3 separate regions of the Homo sapiens genome follow, and regions 1 and 2 are each linked to region 3. A link is an interaction called in ENCODE POLR2A ChIA-PET data of the cell type or tissue named here. Cell type or tissue: OCI-LY7. All regions are shown on one strand.

The links. Peaks named below come from ENCODE experiments on the same cell type or tissue, not always from the same donor. Only the 100,000 strongest peaks of a DNase experiment are listed, where the experiment ranks them.
Region 1: POLR2A ChIA-PET joins it to region 3 with 5 read pairs; 9 of 35 experiments call an interaction of 5 or more read pairs at or near these places.
Region 2: POLR2A ChIA-PET joins it to region 3 with 8 read pairs; 11 of 35 experiments call an interaction of 5 or more read pairs at or near these places.

What each region holds. Positions count from the first base shown.
Region 1 is chr1:244,724,331-244,729,330 of GRCh38, forward strand. No RefSeq gene overlaps it. Among named protein-coding and RNA genes, the nearest start is that of C1orf202, 4.2 kb to the right of the region's middle. In OCI-LY7, no CTCF peak of the experiment used is centred here; no DNase peak of the experiment used is centred here.
Region 2 is chr1:244,876,050-244,881,049 of GRCh38, forward strand. The region is part of intron 2 of LOC124904588 (UPF0764 protein C16orf89-like); the gene reads right to left. Among named protein-coding and RNA genes, the nearest start is that of HNRNPU, 14 kb to the left of the region's middle. In OCI-LY7, no CTCF peak of the experiment used is centred here; no DNase peak of the experiment used is centred here.
Region 3 is chr1:244,663,105-244,668,104 of GRCh38, forward strand. The region is part of intron 1 of DESI2 (desumoylating isopeptidase 2); the gene reads left to right. Among named protein-coding and RNA genes, the nearest start is that of DESI2, 12 kb to the left of the region's middle. In OCI-LY7, no CTCF peak of the experiment used is centred here; DNase peaks (open chromatin) are centred at 117 and 2,847; H3K4me3 peaks cover 2,749 bases; H3K27ac peaks cover 3,061 bases.

The sequences.
Region 1 (5,000 bases), 61 kb after region 3:
ATCCACAATAGCCAAAAGGTAGAAGCAACCACCCAAATGTCCACTGAAGAAGGAATGGACCAGCCGGGCATGGTGGCTCATGCCTGTAATCCCAGCACTTTGGGAGGCCAAGGCAGGTGGATCACCTAAGGCCAGGAGTTTGAGACCAGCTTTCCCAACATGGTGAAACCCTGTCTCTACTAAAAATATAAAAATTAGCCAGGCGTGGTGGTGTGCGCCTGTAATCCCAGCTACTCGGGAGGCTGAGGCAGGAGAATCGCTTGAGCCCAGGAGGCAGAGGTTGCAGTGAGCTGAGATCACAACACTGCACTCCAGCCTGAGTGACAAAAAAAGAAAGTGACTCAAAAAAGAAAAAAAAAAAAACAGAAAAGAAAAAAGAAGAATTCAAGTCACATAGTAATTCTTAGGAACCTAGTGCTGTGTAAACTAAGGTCTACCTGTACCTGTATAAATAAAAATGTTGGGCTGCCTTAAATCTTACCTCTCTCCCCAGGGGCAGAAGCCTGCCTCACCACCAGGACTTAGCCCTATGTATGTATGTACCTTGGAGGACCGTGGCAGAGCAAGCACTCTGACCAGTTATTGGCAGAGATGAGGCTTCTCCTCTTGAGCTCATCAGTGATAACCCAGCGTACCACCAACCTCCCCTTTTCCTTCAGACGCTACAGTTCAAAGTGTCTCCTGAATTCTTTTCTCCAAGGAACCCCAGCATCATAGATTGGACCCATCATTCCCACATGAGTGACCCCCTCTGCCAGCCACTACCACCCAGATACTTAGGATACTGGTCTGCTAGAGGCTGACATCCCTCTTCACGAAGACACTGGGGGGTGAGGTGAGATGGGGCTCCCTGTCCCCCACAAGCCCCTTCCTTCAGGTCCCCAAGACCACCACGCAAGACTGCTCAGGCCCACCAGGCCCTGGGTCCCATAGTCAGTGGGGAGCCCCAGTCCTGCTAGTCCGAGGCCCTTCATTCATCCCCAGCCACAAGCTGGCTAGATCCATTTAATTCAGCACAGATAGTACTTTTTTTCCTTCAAGATCAGAAGTCTAAATAAACCATATCGAGAAAAGAAAGAAACTCTCATGTACCAAGTTGTCTCACTTTGTGGAGTTAATGGGTTCTCAAAATTGTGTGACATAGCCTTTGGTGTCTTTCCTGCTGTACGTGGAATAGAAAAAGAATTGCCTTCAAGCTCTGAAGTTGATGACATTCTCCCTTTGGGGAAAAAAGAGTTTTCAAAGGAAGGAAGGTTTCCCAATTTCCCTGAGGTACTTTCATTGGCTCATTCACTCAATAAGCACACCAACCATGTACCAGAAACTTATAAACATGATTTCCTATTTGCAAAGGCCTTCTGCCATCACAGCTTTTCTGATCCACAAATTGCACTGGACTTGAAATAAGAAATATTTCCAAATCGCTGTTTGGTCATTAGAAGTTAGTACAACCTCTCTGAGCCTTGTATTCTTATTTTAAAATATAGCAAGAGCCGGTGCTCCTACCTGTAAGCCCAGCACTTTGGGAGGCTGAGAAGGGCAGATCACCTGAGGTCAGGAGTTCAAGATCAGCCTGGCCAACATGGTGAAACCCCGTCTCTACTAATACAAAAATCAGCCGGGCATAATGGTGCACACCTGTAGTCCCAGTTACCCGGGAGGCTGAGGCAGGAGAATCACTTGAACCCTGGAGGCGGAGGTTGCAGTGAGCCAAGATGGCGCCATTGCACTCCAGCCTGGACAACAGAGTGAGACTCTGTCTCAAAAATATATATATACATAGTAAGACTCCTTGTCCTGTCAAACTCACAAAACTATATGCAGATCACCTAAGAACAGCCAGTGAACACGGGAGTCATGCTGTCGTTGTTATAGTTAAAGAAAAAGATTGGTTGATTATTTTAAAATGAGATGGGGTCTTGCCTTGTTGCCCAGGCTGGTCTTAAACTCCTGGCCTCAAGCAATCCTCCCACCTTGGCCTCCCAAAATGCTGAGATTGCAGGTGTGAGCCACCATGCCTGGCCAAAATTTATTGTTAATTAGAAAGAGGGGAAGCAAGATGGAAGGGCCAAGCCACCTGTTAGGGCAGAAGCAGTTCTAGAAACCCCATCTCATAGAGTTCAGGGTGCAGAACTGCTGAAGACATCCTCCTTCTTTCTGGCTGGGCACCTCTCAGGGCTTAAACACAATGATAGCCATGAGTTTTACTAACTCAAATTGAACATGTCAATCACGGGGCCTGTCTTACCCAACAGTCTATTCTAATGAAAACTCTGCAGCACCCAGCACACCCCTACTGCCTTTTCAGGAAAGCAGTACTAGGCTTCTCTTAACTAGGGGTTTGGACCAAGGGTAGGACCCCTGATCCAAAGGCAGCTAGACCCCAGGAAGACAGCCATGAAAGTAGCCTGGCTTCACCAATAGCAATGGTGGTAATTACCAAAGTCAATCAGACCACATCCCTCAGACAGATCTGTCTGGGAGGATACAGAGTGATTATCAATGGGAAGAGAGAAAGAGGACAGGCCTGCATGGGGAGCAGGGAGGGAGGCTCAGCCCACAGGAGGACTCAGCTCCAACACGCCTCAGGGCTGTGATCTAGCCCCATTTTCAGCACAGTGTTTCCTTATAATAAACACATTTCCCCTAGATTCCTTTTTTTTTTTTTTTTTTTTTTTGAGATGGAGTCTCACGCTGTCACCCAGGCTGGAGTGCAATGGTGTGGTCTCGGCTCACTGCAACCTCCGCCTCCTGGGTTCAAGCGATTCTCCTGTCTCAGCCTCCCGAGTAGTTGGGACCACAGGCCACCACGCCTGGCTAATTTCTGTATTTTTACTAGAGATGGGGTTTCACTATGTTGGCCAGGCCGGTCTCAAACTCCTGACCTCGTGATCCACCTGCCTCGGCCTCCCAAAGTGCTGGGATTACAGGTGTGAGCCACCACGCTTGGCCCCCCTTTAAGGTAACTTTACCTTAAAGGAATCTGAGGCTAGATAGAAAAGTCTCTAAAAGAGGAAACTAAAAGAGCTTCACTAACACAAAAACTCAACCTGACTTACCTCCTGTGGCCAAGAGACATGTTTCTGGAATATCTACACCAGAAAACACTCAACCACAGATGGCTGAATAATGAGGCACTACATTTTTGTTGGTTTTTTAAACTGGTTTTCAGCTAGAAAGAAGATGGATATGGGAGGAAGAAAAAGTCCCATGCTGGTCCTAATGCAGCTCTGCAAGATCAGAGATAAAAGTTGTCACCATGAAATACTGCAAATTCCTAAGCTTGGGGGTGGAGGTGGGGCAGGGAGGGGGCAGTGGCAGAAGGAACCACCTGCAGGTACTCAACCCCAACAATGTAATGCAGCCTGGGTGCTCTCTCTGCATCCAAGGACCATGCTTCTGCTGAATTGGGGCCTTAGTGGGAGACATCTGTTGGTGTATCAACCCAGCAAATCTGGTAGAAGCTACCACTCTGCTCTTGCCCTGGGAGACAGCCATTCTAATCAACAGCCAAGAGGAGCCAATTGAAGGCCGACAGCACAGTGCCAAAAAGGTAAGGCTTTGTGTGGATACCTAAGAGTGAAACTAGGGAGACAGAGGACACACGTGAAACCACCCTAATAAATTCTCTAAATAAGTTGAGCATTTACATTATGCTACGTGCTTATACACCAAGCCTGGGTGTGTGTGTGTGTGTGAGTAGAGAGGGGTCCCCACAGACGGAGACATAATCTAGGCCAATTTCCTCAGCCTAGTGAAGAGGAAGTACTGCAGAGGGCCACGAGACAGTCGAAACAAAAAGGCATGGCTACATTCAAATAAATTAAGGGTCAGAGAATTAACTGTAGTTTGTCTCTTTCCTTTCGGAAACAAACCCAGAAAACATTAAATAGGTGGAATGTCTTACACATTATTCAACAGCACCTCTAGTCCAGGATTTGAGAATTCAGCAATTGGGCATTCTTCCAGCGGTCTTTTCTTTACCGGCCTCTTAGCTTCAACCTCTCGAAGCAGAGAGGGTTCAACTGGGCTGCTACCTACAGAACAGCTTTTAATTCAGGCATCACGGGACCCCCCGCCCAGTCAGCTATAGGCAGGATAACAGGATGGCCTTCCTCCTAAGGATGGGGCTATGAGGTTTAGTGGCTTTTCTGGTAAAAACGCCTTCCTCTATCACAGACCTACAAAGCAATTTCATCTATCTGGGCAACGACAAGAATAAAGAAGCTAGGAGAAATACAAAATGCACCTAACCAACCCCAAGTCACAGAATTACAGAGAATTCTTCCCTATGGGGCGCCGGCTCCTGGCCTCGGCTTTCTAGCGTATACCTTGGTTTTTCTGTTTTTCATCTTCCTAGGTTCACTGTTCAAGTATCAGGCATCATGATCCTCCACCTCCCACCCTTCCCCCAGTGATTTTTTTTTTTTTAAGACAGGGTCTGGCTCTGTTGCCCAGGCTGGAGTGCAGTGGTACAATTACAGCTCACCGCAGCTGAACACTGGGGCCTAAGCGATCCTCCCACCTCAGCTTCCCAAGTAGCTGGGACTACAGGCGCGCACCACCACACCCAGCTCAATTTTTAAATTTCTCTGTAGAGAAGAAGCCTCCCCATGTTGCCAGGCTGGTCTTGAACGCCTGGCCTCCAACAATATTCCCACCTTTACCTCCCTAAACGCTGGCCCCTTCCCCAGCGTTGACGCTCTAGGTCAACGGGGAGGGGAAATCCCTGCCTGGAAGGCGCCAGGGACTCCAAAGCCGCTTCAACAGCTGCACAATCAAGTGGAGAGCTTCCAGGCTCGCAGTTTGGCGTTTTTAGCTTGCTAGTGAAAAGGGTAAACTGAGCAGGGAGCGGTGGCTCATGCCTGTAATCCCAGCACTTTGGGAGGCCGAGGCAGGTGGATCACCTGAGGTCGCGAGTTCGAGACCAGCCTGACCAACCTGGAGAAACCCCGTCTCTACTAAAACTACAAAATTAGCCGGGCATAGTGGCACATGCA
Region 2 (5,000 bases), 210 kb after region 3:
GCAGTGAACCAAGATCACACCACTGCACTCCAGCCTGGGCGACAAAGTGAGACTCGATCTCAAAAAAAAAAAAAAAAAAAAAAAGAGAAAGAAAGAAATCATTAGAATTTAGAATTTCAGAGTTATAAATGGCATACTCTGTTCCAGCCAAATTTTATGCTATAGAGTCCTGAAGAAAGAGACAGGCAAATCAATGATTAAATTACAAGAGTCATACGTGATAGAGGTACATATTCAGTACAGGAGATGGAGCAAGGGGCTTATTGGGGGCAAAGGGACTTAAGTTGAGTCTTCAAAGAGTGAGCAGGGCTGAGAGAGAGGGAAGGGCATTCCAGGTAGGAGGAACCACCTTTACAAATGCATAGAGGCGAGGCGCATTCCTGTGGCTATAATTCAGTATGAATGGACATGCTTGCAGGAGCAGGGCTAGGAAATTATTATAGTGGACAAAGAGGTCGATTAAGAAGAACCCAGCCAAGCTAAGAAGTTGGAGCTTCATCCACTAATAAAGAGGTGGGTAGTGAGGGGATTAAAGAATGTTAAGCTGAGAAGTAGCTCGATCAGGTCTGAATTTTAGGAAGATCATGTAGGCATCAGAGTGTTGAAAATGCACATGTTCACATATGTCGTAAGCAGGAAACATAAATAAATAGCAACAGGTGTAATAGCTGCCATCTAATAATACATGACAAGGTCATGCATTGGCTCCAGGTCAGTGGTGCCAGAGGGAGTGATGGAGATTGTGAGCTGGAGTGAGGGCCTCTATGGAAAGGGAGCAGTCGCCTAGGACCATCTGCAAATGGGACCCAGGATTGTCGGTTTTTTGTTTAAGGGAAGTGGGAAAATCTTTATTTTTATATAATAGCTACTGAATTTTAGAGATGACCAAACTTATGTAGGCCAAAAACAAAAAACCACCTTTGGTGATATGTTTGTAAGCCTTGGGTTAAAGAATCTTGAAGGGGGCATGGGCCGGAAGACCAGTTAGGAAGTTATTTAAACAGGTGAGGGCCGGGCATGGTGGCTCATGCCTGTAATCCCAGCATTTTTGGAACGCCAAAGCAGGCGGATCACCTGAGGTCGGGACCTCGAGACCAGCCTGGCCAACATGGTGAAACCCCATCTCTACTAAAAATACAAAAATTAGCCAGGCGTGGTGGCACACACCTGTAATCCCAGCTACTTGGGAGGCTGAGACAGGAGAATCTCTTGAACCCAGGAGGCAGAGGTTGTAGTGAGCTGAGATCACGCCACTGCACTCCAGCCTGGGTGACAGAGTGAGACTGTGTCTCAAAAAAAACAAAAATACAAAACAGGTGAGAAGTACTAAAGGCCACTCTGACTCAGGTCAAATGGATCAATTAATCTTGAGAAGGGTAAAGAGGGCTGTGAAGAAAGATTACTTAAGATTGCTAGGGTTTTCTTAAATTCCAGTGGTGTTTTGGACCCTCACATGACCATCCAATCTTGGCAACTATAACCATTTGGGTTAATTCTCTAAACAGTGCTGCCATTAGAAAGGAAAGGGAGGCCCAGCACGGTGGCTCATGCCTGTAATCCCGGCACTTTGGGAGGCCGAGGCAGGCATATTATCTGAGGTCGGCAGTTCACGACCAGCCTGACCAACATGGAGAAACCCCATCTCTACTAAAAATACAAAATTAGCCAGGTGTGATGGCACATGTCTGTAATCCCAGCTACTCGGGAGGCTGAGGCAGGAGAACTGCTTGAATCCGGGAGGCGGAGGTTCCAGTGAGCCGAGATCACACCATTGCACTCCAGCCTGGGCAACAAGAGCGAATCTCCGTCTCAAAAAAAAAGAAAGGAAAGGGAATGTTTTGTGGTTGTGGGCACCGTGCTTACTAAGAAGAAAAAGGATGTACAATGTGCAGATTTTTCAGCTTTTTGGACAAATGTATATGAAGGTATTGAACCATGAAGCAGTTCCTTTCATCCCCCTCAACCAAAAAGTGGCTGATTCAGATGAAAAGGCACATGAATTAAGTCACAGAACCAAAGCAAACCTTAGCAACACGTGAGGCTTAGGAAATTGTTTCTTCTCCCCTGCATCTTTATACCATTGAAATAAGATTGAACGGAACGCCAAGGAGTGTTCTGAAACAGAGTGTAGTCACAAAGGGAAACGTTAGTCCCAGAGGAGATGATGTGTGGAAGGAAGGCACAGTCTCATTAGGTGGATCTGGAGAGAGAGAAAGAGAATTTTACAACTTTTTTGGTTGTAAGCAAGAAGTAGTGATGCCATATTCTCCACTCACCATCTCCCCGAGTCACTGCCCAGCTGTATCATGTGTTAATTAATTGTCATATGTATAATTTATTATTATTATTATTATTATTATTTTGAGACAGGGTCTTGCTCTGTCACCCAGGCTGGAGTGCAGTGGCACAATCATAGTTCACAGCAGCCTTGAACTCCTAGGCTTAAGCCATCCTTCTGCCTCAGCTTCCCAAGTAGCTGGGATTAGAGGTGTGAGCTACCACACCCAGATAATTAACTTTTTTTTTTTTTTTTTTTGTAGAGACAAGGTCTTGCTACATTGCCCAGACTGGTCTTGAGCTCCTGGCCTCAAGTGATCCTCCCACCTCTGCCTCCCGAAGTGCCAAGGTTACAGGTGTGAGCCACCATGGGCCATTTATCCTTTATTAAACATAGAAATATCTCATTATCTGATCCCACAGTGATTCTGAGATTGTATGAGGATAGGCCTTACTTATTCTATTCTGTTTTAATATTCAGTTTAGCTACTCAGGAGGCTAAAGCGGGAGGATTGCTTGAGCCCAGGAGTTCGAGGCTGCAGTGAGCTCTGATTACATCATTGCTCTCTAGCCTGGGTGACACAGCAAGACCCTGTCTCTAAAAAAACTAAAAAAAAAACTTCTAAAAAAAGATTTTGTTTAGGTGTCACCTCCTCTAGGAAGATTTTCCGAATTACCCCCACGCATCCTCACCGCCCCTGAGTGGATTAGGTGTGCCCTTTCTGAGCTCCTAAAATCTCAGAATTTTTTTTTTTTTAGACAGTTTCACTCTTTTTGCCCAGGCTGGAGTGCAATGACATGGTCTCGGCTCACTACAACCTCCACCTCCTGGGTTCAAGTGATTCTCCTGCCTCAGCCTCCCAAGTAGCTGGGATTACAGGCGTCTGCCACCACACCCAGCTAATTTTGTATTTTTAGTAGAGATGGGGTTTCACCAGTTTAGCCAGGCTGGTCTCGAACTCCTAACCTCAGGTGATCCACCCACCTCGGCCTCCCAAAGTACTGAGATTACAGGCATGAGCCACCATGCCTGGCCAAAATCTCCAAAGTTATTCTTGCCCTGTGGTTTCATTATTTTCTCTCTCTGTTTCTATTTCTCCTACTGATTGACCTTCTAATGGGGGCTCAAGCTAGATGTCTAGTTTGTTTTGTATCCTTATCGTTTCCTGGAGGGTAAGCACTCAGGACATGAAACATATGGAATGAATGAGCCTGTGTAGATCCGACATTGCTTAGTAAATAACTATACCCCTTACCAGCCAGGCAAAGTTGCTCCTTTCTCTCAGTCTCAGTCTTTTAACCTGTAAAATGATAATTACCACTGTCCTGTCTACCCTGGGGGTGTAAGAATCACATATGTAAAAATTCTAACCTGTGAATGCTATGTAATTACTACCTACTTATAAACATATACTTTTGGAGAAAAGGGAGGCAGAAGATTTTTTTGGTTTTTGTTTGTTTGTTTGTTTGTTTGTTTGTGTCAGGGTCTCACCCCCATCGCCCAGGCCGGAATGCAGTGGCACAATCTTGGCTCACTGCAGCCTTGGCTTCCTGGGCTCGGGTGATTCTCCCACCTTGGCTTCCTAAGTAGCTGAGACTACAGGCACGCACTACCATGTCTGTCTGATTTTTTGTATTTTTTAAGTAGAGATGGGGTTTTGCCTTGCTGCTGGTCTCAAACTCCTGGGTTCATGAGATCCACCTGCTTTGGCCTCCCAAAGTGCTGGGATTACAGGTGTGAACCACCATGTCTGGTTTAGGAAGTTTTTTTGTTTTTTGTTTTTGAGACAGAGTTTCGCTCTTGTTGCCCAGGCTGGAATGCAATGGCACGATCTTGGCTCACTGCAACCTCCGCCTCCCAGGTTCAAGCGATTCTCCTGCCTCAGTCTCCCGAGTAGCTGGGATTACAGGTGCCCGCCACCACACCCGGCTAATTTTGTATTTTTAGTAGAGACGGGGTTTCTCCAAGTTGGTCAGGCTGGTCTCGAACTCCCGACCTCAGGTGATCCGCCTGCCTCAGCCTCCCAAAGCGCTGGGATTACAGCCACAAGCCACTGTGCCCGGCCTAGAAAGTTCTTTTATTGCCAAGCGTGGTGGCTCACGCCTGTAATCCCAGCACTTTGGGAGGCCGAGGCAGGCGGATCACTGAGGTCAGGAGTTCGAGACCAGCCTGGCCAATTTGGAGAAACCCCTGTCTCTACTAAAAATACAAAAATTAGCCGGACGTGATGGTGCGCACCTATAATCCCAGCTACTTCAGAGGCTGATGCAGGAGAATTGCTTGAATCTGGGAGGCAGAGGTTGCAGTGAGCCGAGATGGTGCCACTGCACTCCAGCCTGGGTGACAGAGCGAGGATCCATCTCAAAAAAAAAAAAAAAGAAGAAGAAGAGTGTAGTGCTTTAAAATATGAAGATAAAGTCACTGACTGCCCATCAAGTGGGACAGCTTTTCTTCTGGTAATGGGGATACACCTGTGCATCCCACTGTCACCTGGGACTCCTCAGTGATCCATGATTTGACATGAAGACACTATCAGCTAAAAAGCAGGGCAGTCTCAGGGTGCACTTTGGAAGTGCTTAAGGGATCTATATTTTGAACTCCAGAAACGGAACTTCCAAACTTGGACTTTATCACACCTCCTCAGGCAGCCCCACACTTCTATAACAAACGAGCTTGAAGCACACTCTCTCTCAAGTTATGATGGATAATATTGCCTAGGCAA
Region 3 (5,000 bases):
AGGGTCAAAAGGATCAAGTGATAGGCAAAACTTTTTAAAAGTTAGGACCATTCAACCAAAGCCTGGTTTAACTTGCAGTTTTTTTTTTTCCTTTTTTTTGACATGGAGTCTCGCTCTGTCGCCCAGGCTGGCATCCGTCTCGGCTCAGTGCAAGCTCCGCCTCCTGGGTTCACGCCATTCTTCTGCCTCAGTCTTCTGAGTAGCTGGGACTACAGGCGCCTGCCACCACGCCCGGCTAATTTTTTGTATTTTTAGTAGAGACGGGGTTTCACCATGTTAGCCAGGATGGTCTCGATCTCCTGACCTCGTGATCCGCCCACCTCAGCCTCCCAAAGTGCTGGGATTACAGGCGTGAGCCACCGCACCTGGCTGCAAATTTTAAGAATAAAGTAAAAAATCCTACAAATACACAAAGGCAAAAAAGTTACACGGGAACAAAATCAGGCTAATTTCAGACTTCTCTTTGCTTATACCAAAGGCTGAATAATAAAGTAGAGCATTATCTACAGAGTATTAAAAGGGAAAAGATTTATGTCTGAATACTATAGCTTCTCCAGTTGTCATTCATGTACAAAAGGACATAGACAATATGTAGATACCTTTCTGGGGGTTAAAAAATTATTCAAGAACTTGGCCGGGCACGGTGGCTCACGCCTGTAATCCCAGCACTTTGGGAGGCCAAGGTGGACGGATCATGAGGTCAGGAGATCGAGACCATCCTGGCTAACACGGTGAAACCCCATCTCTGCTAAAAATACAAAAAATTAGCCAGGCGTGGTGGCGGGCGCCTGTAGTCCCAGCTGCTCGGGAGGCTGAGGCAGGAGAATGGCGTGAACCTGGGAGGCGGAGGTTGCAGTGAGCCGAGATTGCGCCACTGCACGCCAGCCTGGGCGACAGAGTGAGACTCCGTCTCAGGAAAAAAAAAAAAAAAAAAAAAAAATTATTTAAGAACTTAACAATGGGGTGGTTACACTAAAAGGAAAGGCCATGGCCATCAATACTCATTTAACATAGCTAAATCTTATAACTGTGGTTAAAAACAGGGCCAGTGTCCAGAATTACTCTTTGAAGAGAACAAGCATGATGATTTTTAAAAATTAAGTTTTCAGGTTATGTTGAACAAACCTTGGGTGAGAGAGAAGAGGTAAAAGCTTGTAGCAGCCCTATATAGAAGGACGTGTGTTGTAAATATACTTAATTCTTGTTTTGGAAGATTATATTTGAGTGTATGTGTTAATTTTTTTCATTAAGATGTATTATTGGGAGAAAATCAAACCTACAGGGAAAAGAGCAACGAAGACGTAATCCATATGGTGTAATAGAAAAAACAGAGAAAAGTTCAATATGAAATGAAGTCAAGGCCAGGCACTGTGGCTCAGGCCTGTAATCCCAGCACTTTGAGAGGCTGAGGTGGGTGGTAGTGGGACCTTATCTCTACAAAAAATAAATAAATTAGCCAGGCCCATGCCTGTGATTCCAGCTACTTAAGGGACTGAGATGGGAGGATTGCCTCAGCCCAGAAGGTCGAGGCTGCAGTAAGCCATGATTGTGCCACTGCACTCAGTCTGGGCAACAGAGCAAGACCCTGTCTCAAAAATAAATACAAATAGGACCAAGCATATAAGTTATGAAATGACAGTAAATAAATTAAAATCCCCTATTAAGCTTGGTAAGTGTATTTATAAGTGTCCTTTGCCTTACAGAAATTTTGTTCTATGTGGTCAAAACTGTTGGTCTTTTATAACCTTTCATCTTCCAGTCCTTCCCTAGATTTTTCCTTGCAAAAAATGATAGAAATAATCTACATGTTTGTTCCCAAGTGGAATGCCAGTTATCCCAATGCTGTTTATTGAATAATCCATGCTTCCCCATGTTAATTTGTGGCACATACTATGTTTATGTTGTACTAAATTATCATGGATATTTAGGTCTGTTTGAAGACTGTCTGTGCTATTCATTTCTGCCTCTTCCTGCACCATTATTAGATGTTGAATTATACTAGTCTCTTCCAGCAAGTTTTGATATCAGTTTTGATATTGAATCTTCCGATATTAATACCTGATTTTTTTTTTTTAGTGTTTTCAGTATGCCACTATACTAAGCCATTTCCTTATATTATTATCCCTTTTTAAGTTGATGAAACTGAGGCCTAGTTGAAAAGCAAGCTCAGAGTCACGCCATAGTGGTAGAGCACAGTCTTGAACAAGAGCTCTTAACACTAAAATCTGCGCTCCTAACTGTCATGCTGTATTTCTTTTTCCTCATCTCATCCCCTCCATAACCCAGAAATATGCTGATTCTCTTTTTGTTTGTCCTCATCTTACACCCCTCCCTGAACTAACTTCTGCACTCTGTGGCACTCATGGATATACAGTGATCTAAAAACTGCCCTGCCTCCTAAATCTTTTCTGTGACTATTTCTGTCATAGTTAATGCTATGTGTCGACTTGAGTAGACCATGGTACCCAGTTTTAGTCAGACACCAGTCTAGATGTTGCTGCTAAGGTGCTTTTTAGATGTAACAATTTTATAGATTTTGAGTAAAGAAATTACCCTTCAAAATATGGATGGGCTTCATCCAGTCAGTTGAAGGCCTTAAAAGAAAAACTAAGTTCCCCAAGGAAGAACGAATTTTGGCTCCAGACAAGCTGCAACATCACCTCTTCCCTGAATCTGCATCCTGCAGACCTACTCTGAAGATTTCAGATCTATCAAGCCCCACAGTTGTGTGAGCCAGTTCCTTAAAATAATCACTTCTTTGCTCCCCTCTTCATCTGGGCTATTCTGCAGTCTACTGTTACAGTCACTCCCTCTGTCATACTTGTCTCCGTAGTTAAAATCAGCTCACCATCTACACCGCGGCAGCTGAATAGGGCTAGAGAAAAACAACCATAGTGACAGATCTCACTTTACAATTGTGACCACAAACCCCAAGAGGGCCCTAAATACTGTCTAGCAGTGCTTCCTTATTTCTCTGGTCAGTTGACATTCCCACTCTCCGAGACAACTACAATATGTCATACTTTCTCCCCATTCCCTACTCTCAGCTTATTTTCAGAGATTACCTCACAGCTTATTTCACTGAAGAGAAAAGAAAAGGCAGTTTTCTCATCCTTCCACCACCACTGTTTTACCATATGTAGTCTGCGTTCTCTCTGATCATATGGAATGAATTGTCCATGTCTCTATCTGAGATGAAACCTTCCGCTGTGTACTAGAACCCATCCTCTCTCCTATCTATACAAGGACTTCTCTTTCAGAATTGTCACCACTCTTTTCTGCCTCATCAGTTTTTTTTTACTTTCTACTCTATCACTCCAATCAGTGAATGAATATGCTATATTTTATAGTCCCCATTCATTCAAACTGAGGAGAATTAGTGATATACTTTAATATTTATCTCTATTAACCATCAACCATATTGTATCGTGTTCTCAAGCTGAAGGTTTGTCTTTTTAAATGAACTTCTTTAGAAATATATTACTTTTAAGCCTAACAAATAAGTGAACAAGAACTGTTTTAATCAGTCTCATTCATTCTGACCTGTTGCTCTTTTATCTGTGGGTATCAAACAATAATACAGCAATAAGGATTTTTTAAGTTTCCCACTCTGTAGTGACCCTGAGGGCAGACGCAGTGTCTATATTAGTTCCTTTTTAAAGACATAACTGAAACTGGGAACAAAAAGAGGTTTAATTGGACTTACAGTTCCATGTGGCTCGGGAGGCCTCAGAATCATGGCGGGTGGCAAAAGGCACTTGTTACGTGGTGGCAGCAAGAGAAAAATGAGGAAGAAGCAGAAGTGGAAATGCCTGATAAACCCATCAGATCTCGTGATTCTTATTCACTATCACGAGAATAGCATGGTAAAGACTGGCCCCCATGATTCAATTACCTCCCCCTGGGTCCCTCCCACAATACATGGGAATTCTGGGAGATACAATACAAGTTGAGATTTGGCTGGGGACATAGCCAAACCATATCATTCCACCCCTGGTCCCTCCAAATCTCATGTCCTCACATTTCAAAACCAATCATACCTTCTTAGCAGTCCCCTAAAGTCTTAACTCATTTCAGCATTAACCCAAAAGTCCACAGTCCAAAGTCTCATCTGAGACAAGGCAAGTCCCTTCCTATGAGCCTGTAAAATCAAAAGCAAGCTAGCTACTTCCTAGATATAATGGGGATACAGGTATTGGATAAATACAGCCATTCCAAATGGGAGAAATTGGCCAAAACAGAGGGGTTAAAGGGCCCATGCAAGTCCAAAATCCAGTGGGGCAGTCAAATTTTACAGCTGCAAAATGTTCTCCTTTGACTCCGGGTCTCACATCCAGGTCACGCTGATGAAAGAGGTGGGTTAAAATGACTCACATGATCCTTACAATGATATTGTATGCTAGGTATTATTACTATTCCCATTTTAGAGAGGCACAGATAAGTTAACTAACTTTCCCAAGGCCACACAGCTAAAAAGGGGGTAGGATACAAATCCATGCATCCTGATTCCAGGTTGTACCACAAACTGCATTACACTGCCTCTTGCTATAACAGAAGCAGGCTTGACCAAGGAGGAAAAGGTCAAATACAGCCTCTTGCTGCCCCCTCCTCAGTCCTAACTTTTCTTCAGTCCTGACTCTTACTCTGAACTAGTGCAATGGTTTAGGGCTCTCACCTGTCACCTGACAGGCTAGGGAGATCCATTAGGATAGCAGAGAGAAGCAGGCCTCCAGAGGTGACCAGCCAGTGAGAGGGCTGAAAGACACAAGCCATTGCTGGTGCTGAAGCGTAGTCACTCATTGTGTGATCTTGGTTAAATTACTTGGCTGAACATCCCTGACATAATTTACGTATTTTACATGGACTATTTCATTATGAAAGAAAAAGCTGACAGTACATTTTAGAGTGACATCCACAAAATGAGGTATTGACTATATGTATACATTTGTTGTTTTAACACTTATCAAATTGTGATTATTTACATACTTAAGAGTTCCTTA